Linked DNA regions of Homo sapiens: region 2 is linked to region 1. Evidence: chromatin contacts called from ENCODE Hi-C data. All regions are on one chromosome and are shown on one strand. The core of a region is the stretch at or near the end of the contact, and the rest is flanking DNA. Distances in the headings are between cores, read along the strand shown.

Region 1 (5,297 bases), core at 349-2,848:
CACAAAATCTTAAATCCAACTTGCCAACTAGGAAAAAAGATTATTCATTTACTCATTCAGTGAATATTTGTTGAACAAATATGATGTGGTAGATAGACCGCAGAGAATAAGACAGAAAGTGCCTCACCCCTCAGAGTGCATGTTCCAGTGACTGCATTTGGGGTTTCATTTTTGTTTTTGTTTTGAGACCGGGTCTCACTCTGTTGCCCAGGCTGCAGTACAGTGGCATGATCACGGCTCACTGCAGCCTCAACCTCCTGAGCTCAAGTGACCCTTTCACCTCAGCCTCCTGAGTAGCTGGGACTACAGGCATGTGCCACCACACTCGGCTAATTTTTGTATTTTTTGTAGAAACGGGGTTGCACCATGTTGCCGAGGCCAGTCTCGAACTCCTGGGCTCAAAGATCTGCCTACCTCGGCCTCCCAAAGTGCTGGGATTACAGGTGTGAGCCACTGTGCCTGCCCTGCACTTGTTTTTAAACAAATAATCACAAACACAATTCTTTCAACTTTCTAATCAAATGAAACTTTTTTACATTAAAAAAATAAATAAATAGAGATGGAGTCTTGCTATGTTGCCCAGGCTAGTCTCAGACTCCTGGCCTCAAGTGATCCCCCTGCCTTGGCCTCCCGGGGTGTTAGGATTACAGGCATGATCCACCGCACCAGGCCCTCAAATGAAACTTTTTAAAATAAAAACACTGTCGGGGCATTATGGGAACTAACAAGAGTCTCTATAAACGTTAAATGATTTGTGCTTGAAAAGTGCTTAGGGGCCAGATGCAGTGGCTCACACCTGTAATCCCAGCACTTTCGGAGGCCAAGGCGGATGGATCACTTGAGGTCAGGAGTTTGAGACCAGCCTGGCCAACATGGTGAAACCCCATCTCTATTAAAAATACAAAAAATTAGCCAGGTGTGGTGGCACGTGCCTGTAATCCCAATTACTTGGGAGGCTGAGGCAGGAGAATCGCTTGAACCCTGGAGGCGGAGGTTGCAGTGAGCTGAGATGGCACCACTGAACTCCAGCCTGGGCAACAGAGTGAGACTCCCTCACAAAAAAAAAAAGAAGAAAAAAAGAAAGAAAAGAAAGAAAGAAAAAAGAAAAGCACTTAGCACAAAAATTATGCTTGATAAATGTTGGCTATTATTATTATCATTATTATTAATCAACAAATTTTATATAAGTGGACAAATATTTTGTATTTGTAATTGTATTCTTTTTCACTTTGAAAGGTTTTCCTACCCACCAGGTAGAATTGACAATTTCTTGTTTGTTTCCACTCTTTATCGTATACATACATACATATTCTATATATATTCTAGCATCCGGAAGCAGCCAGTAGGGGACAGCTTCATCATTGAAAGCAGGGTAACACAAGGGTTTCCAGCAGCACCAACAGCAAGGCCAGCCCAGGGAAAGTCCCTCCCAGAGCTTCTCTGCTGCACCTAAGGTGGTCAAGCCTCACAAAACTACCTCAGTGCCATTCGGCCCCTGACCTTCCTGCTGCCAAGTTTGCCCAGCCAAAACTCTCCTGAGATCAAAGGGCCTGCAGAAAAGAGGTGGGGGCTGGGGAAATCCCTGCTCCCTTAGTATGCAAAAAAAACAAAACAAGAAATAAGTGAGAAGACAAACTTCCTCTTATATGAAAATGAGACAGCGAGTGGTGTGAAACCACTGTATCAGAAGATCACTCAGGACGTCAAGGAGAACTCCTTAGCCTTCCGGATTTTGTCCTTTTCTTGGGTTTTGGTCTTACAGCTTGCTCCCTCAATAACAGAAAGATATGTGTACTTCTGGGCTGCCCATTCATCTGCTGGGTAAGAAATAGGCCAGGGGTGGTTCCGTTTTATGAGGTTTAATGCATCCTGCTGCAGAAGGGAAATGCCACACCGAGTCCAGCTTGTCCACCCAGAACTCCTTTCAGTTCCCTGGGTTCCACCAAGAATCAGAAATCTGGAGCATGAGATGAAATATTGTTCCGTTTTCTGCTTGGCAGCCTCTAATGGAAATGCTTGCCACTGGCTGCTGTCAGAAAAGTTAAGGTATGGTGGTTACATAGGAAATTCTGCAGAAAAAAATGCTTTGAGATTTCCCAGAATAATGCTTTGAGAACATGTCAGTCACATTCCTCTTACCCTTGGGTTTCAGTGGTGAATTAGTTTGCTTGGGCTGCCACACAAAACACCATAGGCTGTGAGGCTTAGATAACAGAAATGTAATTTCTCACAGTTCTGGAGACTGGAATTCCAAGATCAAGGTGCCAGTAGAGTTGGTTTCTTGTGAGGCCTCTCTCGGTTTGTAATGGCCATCTTCTTCCTGTGTCCCATGGCCTTCCGTCTATGCATCTGTGTCCTAATTCCTCTCCTTATAAGGACACTAGTCATACTTGATTACTCACTACCCCATATCACCTCGTTTTCATTTAATTACCTCCTTAAAGTCCCTGTCTTCAAATACAGTCACATTCTTAGGTCCCAGGACTCAGGACTTCCACATATAAATGGTGGGGTGGGAGGAACACTGCAGCCCAACCCAGATGGGTAGTTGTGGGATTTTTTTTTTTTTTTTTGGTCTTTTCAGGGGAGAAGATGACTCTGAGCATCTCTGTCTTACTGTCTTTGACTGTGTTCCTTCTGGTCATCGTGGAGCTGATCCCCTCCACGTCCAGTGCTGTGCCCTTGATTGGAAAATACATGCTGTTCACCATGGTGTTCGTCATTGCCTCCATCATCATCACTGTCATCGTCATCAACACACACCACCGCTCACCCAGCACCCATGTCATGCCCAACTGGGTGCGGAAGGTGAGTGGGGAGGCCCCTGCAGACTTCACACGGAGGCACATCTACAGGCCTCCCCTTCGAGGAGCCAGTGGGTTTCTAGCTAATACTTGGGGCTATTTAGGAACTAAGTTCTCTTTGGGCTTTAGGGAATTTTTGGAAGGAACTTTCTTTGGCCTCTTTTTAGGAATAAATAACTCCTGTAGCCTTCCCAGAGAGAAAAGAAAAACAGAATTAACAAAGCTCATTCCAAATTCAAGTTTAAAGAATCTCTTTGATCAGAGAAGATGAACAAACGGCTGCTTTTTATTGAAATGCCGTGAAATTCTCGCGATTTCTTTTGTATGTTTTCCAATCTGTGAACAGACTGGCTTATTTTTTGCTGGTGAAATCATCTGTTGAGAATAGAATGAATAGAATGAGGGCTAGAGATGGGAGGGTTCCTGATGAGAGAGGGTCAAAAAGTGAGTTTTAGTGAAGGACTAGGTCTGAAATAGTTACGTTATTGAATTTAAAAATTTAACATTTCAAATATGTCTTTCTTTGACAAAACTTTACAGAGACACTGAAGTCCAGGATCTTTTGTCCAGAATGTAAAATATTTGTCAGGAATTGACAAAAGAAGCTACTGCTCACAATGTACTCTTTTAAGAGGAGAGTAAGAGTCCCTGTTTCTGTAAAGGCTGATAGATGACTGCTGGCAATACCTGTACTGCAGTTTCTTCAGGAACAGGAAACAGAAGAAAACAATCTAGCTGTTTTGTGGGATATATTTGAAGTGGAGGGGCCCCTTCTTTAACCATTTGATCCTGGTGACACATTGCTAAGGCATTTTCCATACCTGTAGGGGATCCTGACGCTTTTAAGCTCATTGGTGGCCCCAGGTCGATGACTGCACATGGGCTCCCTCCAGTGGCGAACTTCTCACATTACAGAATCATCACTGTTAACCATAGTCATTTCACAGGACCCGGGATACAGAGGGATCTTTGAAAAAATCTAGTATAGTTCTTTTGTTTTAAGGACAAGGAGGCTGAAGCCCAGAAAAACTGAATGACTTACCCCAAATCACATTGATAATTCAAAGACAGAGTTTTATGCTTGCCTCCTGGACAATAATTCTCATGCATGGATTTCTTTTTTATGTTAGGTTTTTATCGACACTATCCCAAATATCATGTTTTTCTCCACAATGAAAAGACCATCCAGAGAAAAGCAAGACAAAAAGATTTTTACAGAAGACATTGATATCTCTGACATTTCTGGAAAGCCAGGGCCTCCACCCATGGGCTTCCACTCTCCCCTGATCAAACACCCCGAGGTGAAAAGTGCCATCGAGGGCATCAAGTACATCGCAGAGACCATGAAGTCAGACCAGGAGTCTAACAATGTAAGCTTCGTGGCTTGAAATTCATGCCTCTGGGTTTAAATGGTCAAATGTATGAGCACAGGTGGTGAGTCTGACTTAACAAGTAGGTGGCATACAACAGGCAGCTACTGACCTAAGATGAACCCTGGTGACCGCCTCTAGACCACCTTAGTAAGTTATCACTTTGTAAATAATCTATTCAAAAAATAAAGACGATGCCAGCCAAGGGATGGGAGGACTTTGAGATCTACAAATTGAAGGGCCCATAGTTGATGCAAAGCACAAACGTTGTGAGTCCAGAAACCACCTTAGGGAGACTCTGTCTAACATTTTCCTCTCTCCCAGGCGGCGGCAGAGTGGAAGTACGTTGCAATGGTGATGGACCACATACTCCTCGGAGTCTTCATGCTTGTTTGCATCATCGGAACCCTAGCCGTGTTTGCAGGTCGACTCATTGAATTAAATCAGCAAGGATGAGCAGAAAATGAGCTGAGCTTAGCTCTGCCCTGGAACCTACCAGAGCAGAGAAGGGCAGGAGAGGAAGATTTGTCTACTTGCTCCACTCGCACTTATCAAACGTGTTATATTCCATACTTATTATTGATGATAAGATTTACCTTTATGTAAGTTTATGGCCTTGAAGTGTTTTCATATTGCTTCTCCCTTTAGTTCTGCTGTCTCCCTGAAGAGTGAACCCTCTTTAGTAAATGAAACTAATCACTAAAAAAAGTGTTCATTTCCAGTGTCTGGAAGAGTTTTTGCCAGGATAACCGAGGTTTTCTGTTGCATTGTCATTGCTGTTATATTTATATATTTACTTATTTTGTCTAACCACGAGACCACTAGGGAGTTGCTGATGTTCTAAATGAAGTGTATTCTTTGCTTAAGAGTCAGTTTTGTACCTACTAAGAAAACCCCATCTACCAGTCCTAAAGAGATAAGGCATTTGATTTGGAGAGAGAGGAAGCAGTAGAAATGAAATAAACTAAAATGCAAACTGCATCAAAAATCCATGGGTTTTTTTGTTTGTTTGATTGTTTTTTGAGACAGGGTCTTACTCTTATCACCCAGGCTAGAGTGCAGTGGCCCGATCTCGTCTCACTGCAGCCTCCACTTGCCAGACTCAGGTGATTCTTCTACCTCA
Region 2 (5,041 bases), core at 283-2,782, 2.8 Mb before region 1:
TAGTGAGGCCAATGGACATCATGGAAGACTACAAAAGACAATGCTCTGTCCCAGGCCACCATATGATAGATGTTAATGAATTACAACTATTATTGTTACCTTGAAAACTACACTATTTACAAGTACCTCACTGGGATAAGCCAAATTCATATTTTGCTATCTTGTCTATGTCCCTAATTCTTGATTGAAAAATTGTATTTATTCTCCCTTAAAGTCTATGGTCTCCAGGTCAGTTTATCTAGGGGTATTTTTTAAATTGGTGATTAAATATAATTTTATGGAATAATTAAGCCCCTAGTTTTTCACAGCCCCATCATGGCCACTAATAAACTGAAAAAAAATTATACAAAAATAGCCCCAGGATAATAACATGGAATCTACAGCATCTATTCCAAATATATAACAAAGAATGAAAGAAAACCCAGAATGATATCTTGTACAGTCTAGCAAACCTGCATAGAAATCTTCAAACTAAGAATCTGGAAAAAAAATTAAAGTGTAGGCAATCTTTTCTTATTTTAACAGAAGAAAATCCATATTTATCAGTTCAATATCCAAAATCCCTAGAAGGCTGAAAAGTACAAACTGAGCATGTGTGTCTCTCACACACCCACACATCACTGGCTGACTAATTTAGTAGTTAAGAGAGAAGAGTAAAAATGCATAGGGAAAGGAGCACATTTTAATGTCTTGGATTTTCCCCTCTTGGAAAAAACTGAAGTCATGCATTTCTCCAACGTTTCTACCTAGTAGTGAAAGTTGGAACTCCAGCGCAATGGGGATGGCCAAGGGTAAACGCCAATATATACTCAGTAATATTTGTTGTTACGGGAAAAAAGAGCGGGAGATACTTGGACCTAAAACCGAAACTCTCCCAGTACCAATCAAGATTCACAGTCCTTTTTCCTCATTAACCTCTGGAAACCACCAAATTAAGGATTCCTGCTCGCCGCTCTATTCCGTTCTTACAAACTGTGCCCTCGGGGTAGTGCAAAAAAGAACGTGCTCTAATTCCAGGGTAATTCCAAGAGATAACTCGCCTTTTGCCATCCCGGTTCTTTTACTGAAACTAAACCAAAAGCCAGCATTATTATCGACCACACCGTGTACCAGGCTCAAAATCGCCAGGAACATGGGGCCGGAAACCTTCCTCCGCCGCGCCAGAGACCACGGTGCCATAACAGACACAGTGAGCGCCCCTCATCTTTAAGAGGCAGGGAAGGAGAGTTACCCTGCACCCCCACGGGCCGCCGGTTCGGTAGGTACAGCCGGGACTACGTCTCCCAGCATGCAGCGCGGCTACGACCCGCGCCGCGGAACCACTGGAACGGTGCATGCCGGGACGAGTAGATTCAGTCTCTGAACGGCCCGGAGTAGTCTTTCCCCTCCTGAATGCCGCCACTCCGCAGTCCAGAGTATTTGAAGATCAAGCTGAAATTGAGAGACTGACGAGAGTGGTCCCTTTTTGTTCCTAACAGATTTCTTGCGACAAGGAAACCGGCAGTCTTCCGCTTCCGGTTGCTCTGTTGCCATAGTAACCGCACCCATAACAGCCGTGGTGGTTATGGCTGGCCTGAGCGGCGCGCAGATCCCCGACGGGGAGTTCACCGCGGTCGTGTACCGCCTCATCCGCAATGCACGCTACGCCGAGGCGGTGCAGCTGCTGGGCGGAGAACTGCAGCGGAGCCCTAGGAGCCGCGCCGGCCTGTCGCTGCTAGGCTACTGCTACTACCGCCTGCAGGAGTTCGCGCTGGCGGCCGAGTGCTATGAGCAGCTGGGCCAGCTGCACCCGGAACTGGAGCAGTACCGCCTGTACCAGGCCCAGGCCCTGTACAAGGCCTGCCTTTATGCGGAGGCCACCCGGGTCGCCTTCCTTCTCCTGGATAACCCCGCCTACCACAGCCGGGTCCTCCGCCTGCAAGCTGCTATCAAGTACAGCGAGGGCGATCTGCCAGGGTCCAGGAGCCTGGTAGAGCAGCTGCCGAGTAGGGAAGGGGGAGAGGAAAGTGGGGGCGAGAATGAGACCGATGGCCAGATCAACCTGGGTTGTTTGCTCTACAAGGAGGGACAGTATGAAGCTGCATGCTCCAAGTTTTTTGCCGCCCTGCAGGCCTCGGGCTACCAGCCTGACCTTTCCTACAACCTGGCTTTGGCCTATTACAGCAGCCGACAGTATGCTTCAGCACTGAAGCATATCGCTGAGATTATTGAGCGTGGCATCCGCCAGCACCCTGAGCTAGGTGTGGGCATGACCACTGAGGGCATTGATGTTCGCAGTGTTGGCAACACCTTAGTCCTCCATCAGACTGCTCTGGTGGAAGCCTTCAACCTTAAGGCAGCTATAGAATACCAACTGAGAAACTATGAGGCAGCTCAAGAAGCCCTCACTGACATGCCACCCAGGGCAGAGGAAGAGTTGGACCCTGTGACCCTACACAACCAGGCACTAATGAACATGGATGCCAGGCCTACAGAAGGGTTTGAAAAGCTACAGTTTTTGCTCCAACAGAATCCCTTTCCTCCAGAGACTTTTGGCAACCTGTTGCTGCTCTACTGTAAATATGAGTATTTTGACCTGGCAGCAGATGTCCTGGCAGAAAATGCCCATTTGATTTATAAGTTCCTCACACCCTATCTCTATGACTTCTTGGACGCTGTGATCACTTGCCAGACAGCTCCTGAAGAGGCTTTCATTAAGCTTGATGGGCTAGCAGGGATGCTGACTGAGGTCCTCCGGAAACTTACCATACAAGTACAGGAAGCAAGACACAATAGAGATGATGAAGCTATCAAAAAGGCAGTGAATGAATATGATGAAACCATGGAGAAATACATTCCTGTGTTGATGGCTCAGGCAAAAATCTACTGGAATCTTGAAAATTATCCAATGGTGGAAAAGATCTTCCGCAAATCTGTGGAATTCTGTAACGACCATGATGTGTGGAAGTTGAATGTGGCTCATGTTCTGTTCATGCAGGAAAACAAATACAAAGAAGCCATTGGTTTCTATGAACCCATAGTCAAGAAGCATTATGATAACATCCTGAATGTCAGTGCTATTGTACTGGCTAATCTCTGTGTTTCCTATATTATGACAAGTCAAAATGAAGAAGCAGAGGAGTTGATGAGGAAGATTGAAAAGGAGGAAGAGCAGCTCTCTTATGATGACCCAGATAAGAAAATGTACCATCTCTGCATTGTGAATTTGGTGATAGGAACTCTTTATTGTGCCAAAGGAAATTATGACTTTGGTATTTCTCGAGTTATCAAAAGCTTGGAACCTTACAACAAAAAGCTGGGAACAGACACCTGGTATTATGCCAAAAGATGCTTCCTGTCCTTGTTAGAAAACATGTCAAAACACACAATCATGCTTCGTGATAGTGTTATTCAAGAATGTGTCCAGTTTCTAGAACACTGTGAACTTCATGGCAGAAACATACCTGCTGTTATTGAACAACCCCTGGAAGAAGAAAGAATGCATGTTGGAAAGAATACAGTCACATATGAGTCTAGGCAGTTAAAAGCTTTGATTTATGAGATTATAGGATGGAATATATAGTAATAGCTGATAGTGGCATTTATCAAATGGCTTTGTTATGTAAATTTGCATCGCTTTATTTACCCTTTGGCATCTTTATATTTGTTACATGTTGAACTTTGTACACTTATGCATTATAAAAAAAAAAGTAGCTAAAACTTTTGCTGTTAAATTTCCCAGAAAGTGACATATTCTAAGAACTTTTACCCCAGGAGTTATGAAAAATTCCAAACTTATGAGGAATGTTTATATCAGAAGTTGTAATACGTTTGTTTCCTTTCCTCTGTTATCTTTTGTGCTTTGACGTATCTTGAGGGGTCTTTGCACAAGGATTACATCATTCAGGGACCAAGCACTATCTCAGTAATAGTTAAGAGTAGTCTTTAAATAATCATTTCAGGGATTGTGTGAGAGTAGTCTCACAATTTACACTCATTAATTTGTAATGCATACTTTTTATATAGACTTTAGGATATTTTGGCAGTGTTTATTCATATGGATATAATTCTTTACCTAACCAAAATTCCTTAGGTTATAAGTGGTTTTAACGTGCAAAAGTCAGTAAAAAATTTTGTTGCCTTAACAAAATTATGGTGCTATAATGTAGAGACAATGAACGATTATCAAAGAACAAATTTCCCTGGTTTTCTTTTGTTCCCTTTAATAATTTAAATATATGAACAAGATACACTGTTACTATTTTCCATGATAACTTTTTAAATATCTCTGTGAGAAATAACAGAGCTATCCTGAGAACTCAGGGGTTTGTTTAAGAGACACAGGTTTTGTTATGTTTGTTGCCCAGGCTAGTATCCAGCTCCTAGGCTTAAGCATACTCCCACTTCAGCTTCCCAAGTAGCTGGGACTACTGGCACAAATCACTGGGTCCAGTTCTCAGTTCTTAATTCCTACCTTTGTGTTTGCAATTTAGGATATGCTGGCTGTACAGTGTTTCCATGTTGTAGCCTCTTGAATAAGGAAAAATCTCAGCCACCAGGTCTGACCAAAAAGGTCAATTCTAAGTTGTAATGTTCATTTCATGTCCGCAACTCCCAAGAGTTATTTGGAGTTCCCACTGGGAACCACATGCATTCTGATCAGGCATTTTATTTTCTGAACCTTACAAGAGCCTTACTATTTGATTTCCCACTCCTCACTCCTCTCTTCCCACAAAAAGTAACTGTCAATCCTAACTTGACCTGGCTTAGAAAAATCAAGTGTATTAGACTGAATCATATGCAGTTGTTGATTTTGACAGTTTTTGATGTACAAAACTAGCAGTTTCTCATAGCTCAACCTAGTAGCTTTCTTCTGAATGATAGGGAACCTCTGCCATAATGAGATGATTTTTTCCTTCAAGGAAAAGGAACCACTTAGCCACATAAGTACTGATAAGAAACATGCTCAGCATAATTCCTCTGTAGCATGACCTCCTGAGTGCTCAAATTGTATTATACCAGGAAATTTGGCTTATTGTGAAGTTCAATGGTTTTGAATTTA

Evidence for each region. Hi-C counts contacts between places; a loop is a spot of excess contacts on that map. Pooled maps may share reads with other maps.
Region 2: a loop to region 1 is called in a pooled map, with 5 times the contacts of the local background. The contact joins the promoter of IFT70B here to the enhancer-like site in region 1. A Hi-C loop is called at or near these places in 2 of 37 single-sample maps with no recorded cell type and 3 of 50 pooled maps.

Annotation. Positions count from the first base shown.
Region 1 is chr2:174,747,457-174,752,753 of GRCh38, reverse strand. It overlaps CHRNA1 (cholinergic receptor nicotinic alpha 1 subunit), which reads left to right. Exons shown (of 9, transcript NM_000079.4): 7 at 2,585-2,808; 8 at 3,935-4,174; 9 at 4,499-5,162. The coding sequence ends at 4,630. Among named protein-coding and RNA genes, the nearest start is that of CHRNA1, 14 kb to the left of the region's middle. RefSeq lists a silencer at 40-109 and an enhancer at 1,457-1,636. Within about 2 kb of position 1,598, at least 3 of the 41 ENCODE cell types and tissues checked have a DNase peak (open chromatin) inside an H3K27ac peak, as active enhancers do.
Region 2 is chr2:177,549,287-177,554,327 of GRCh38, reverse strand. IFT70B (intraflagellar transport 70B) reads left to right here and starts at 1,532. Exons shown (of 1, transcript NM_152517.3): 1 at 1,532-5,041. The coding sequence starts at 1,565. The coding sequence ends at 3,562. RefSeq lists enhancers at 1,266-1,555, 924-1,727, 1,728-2,532.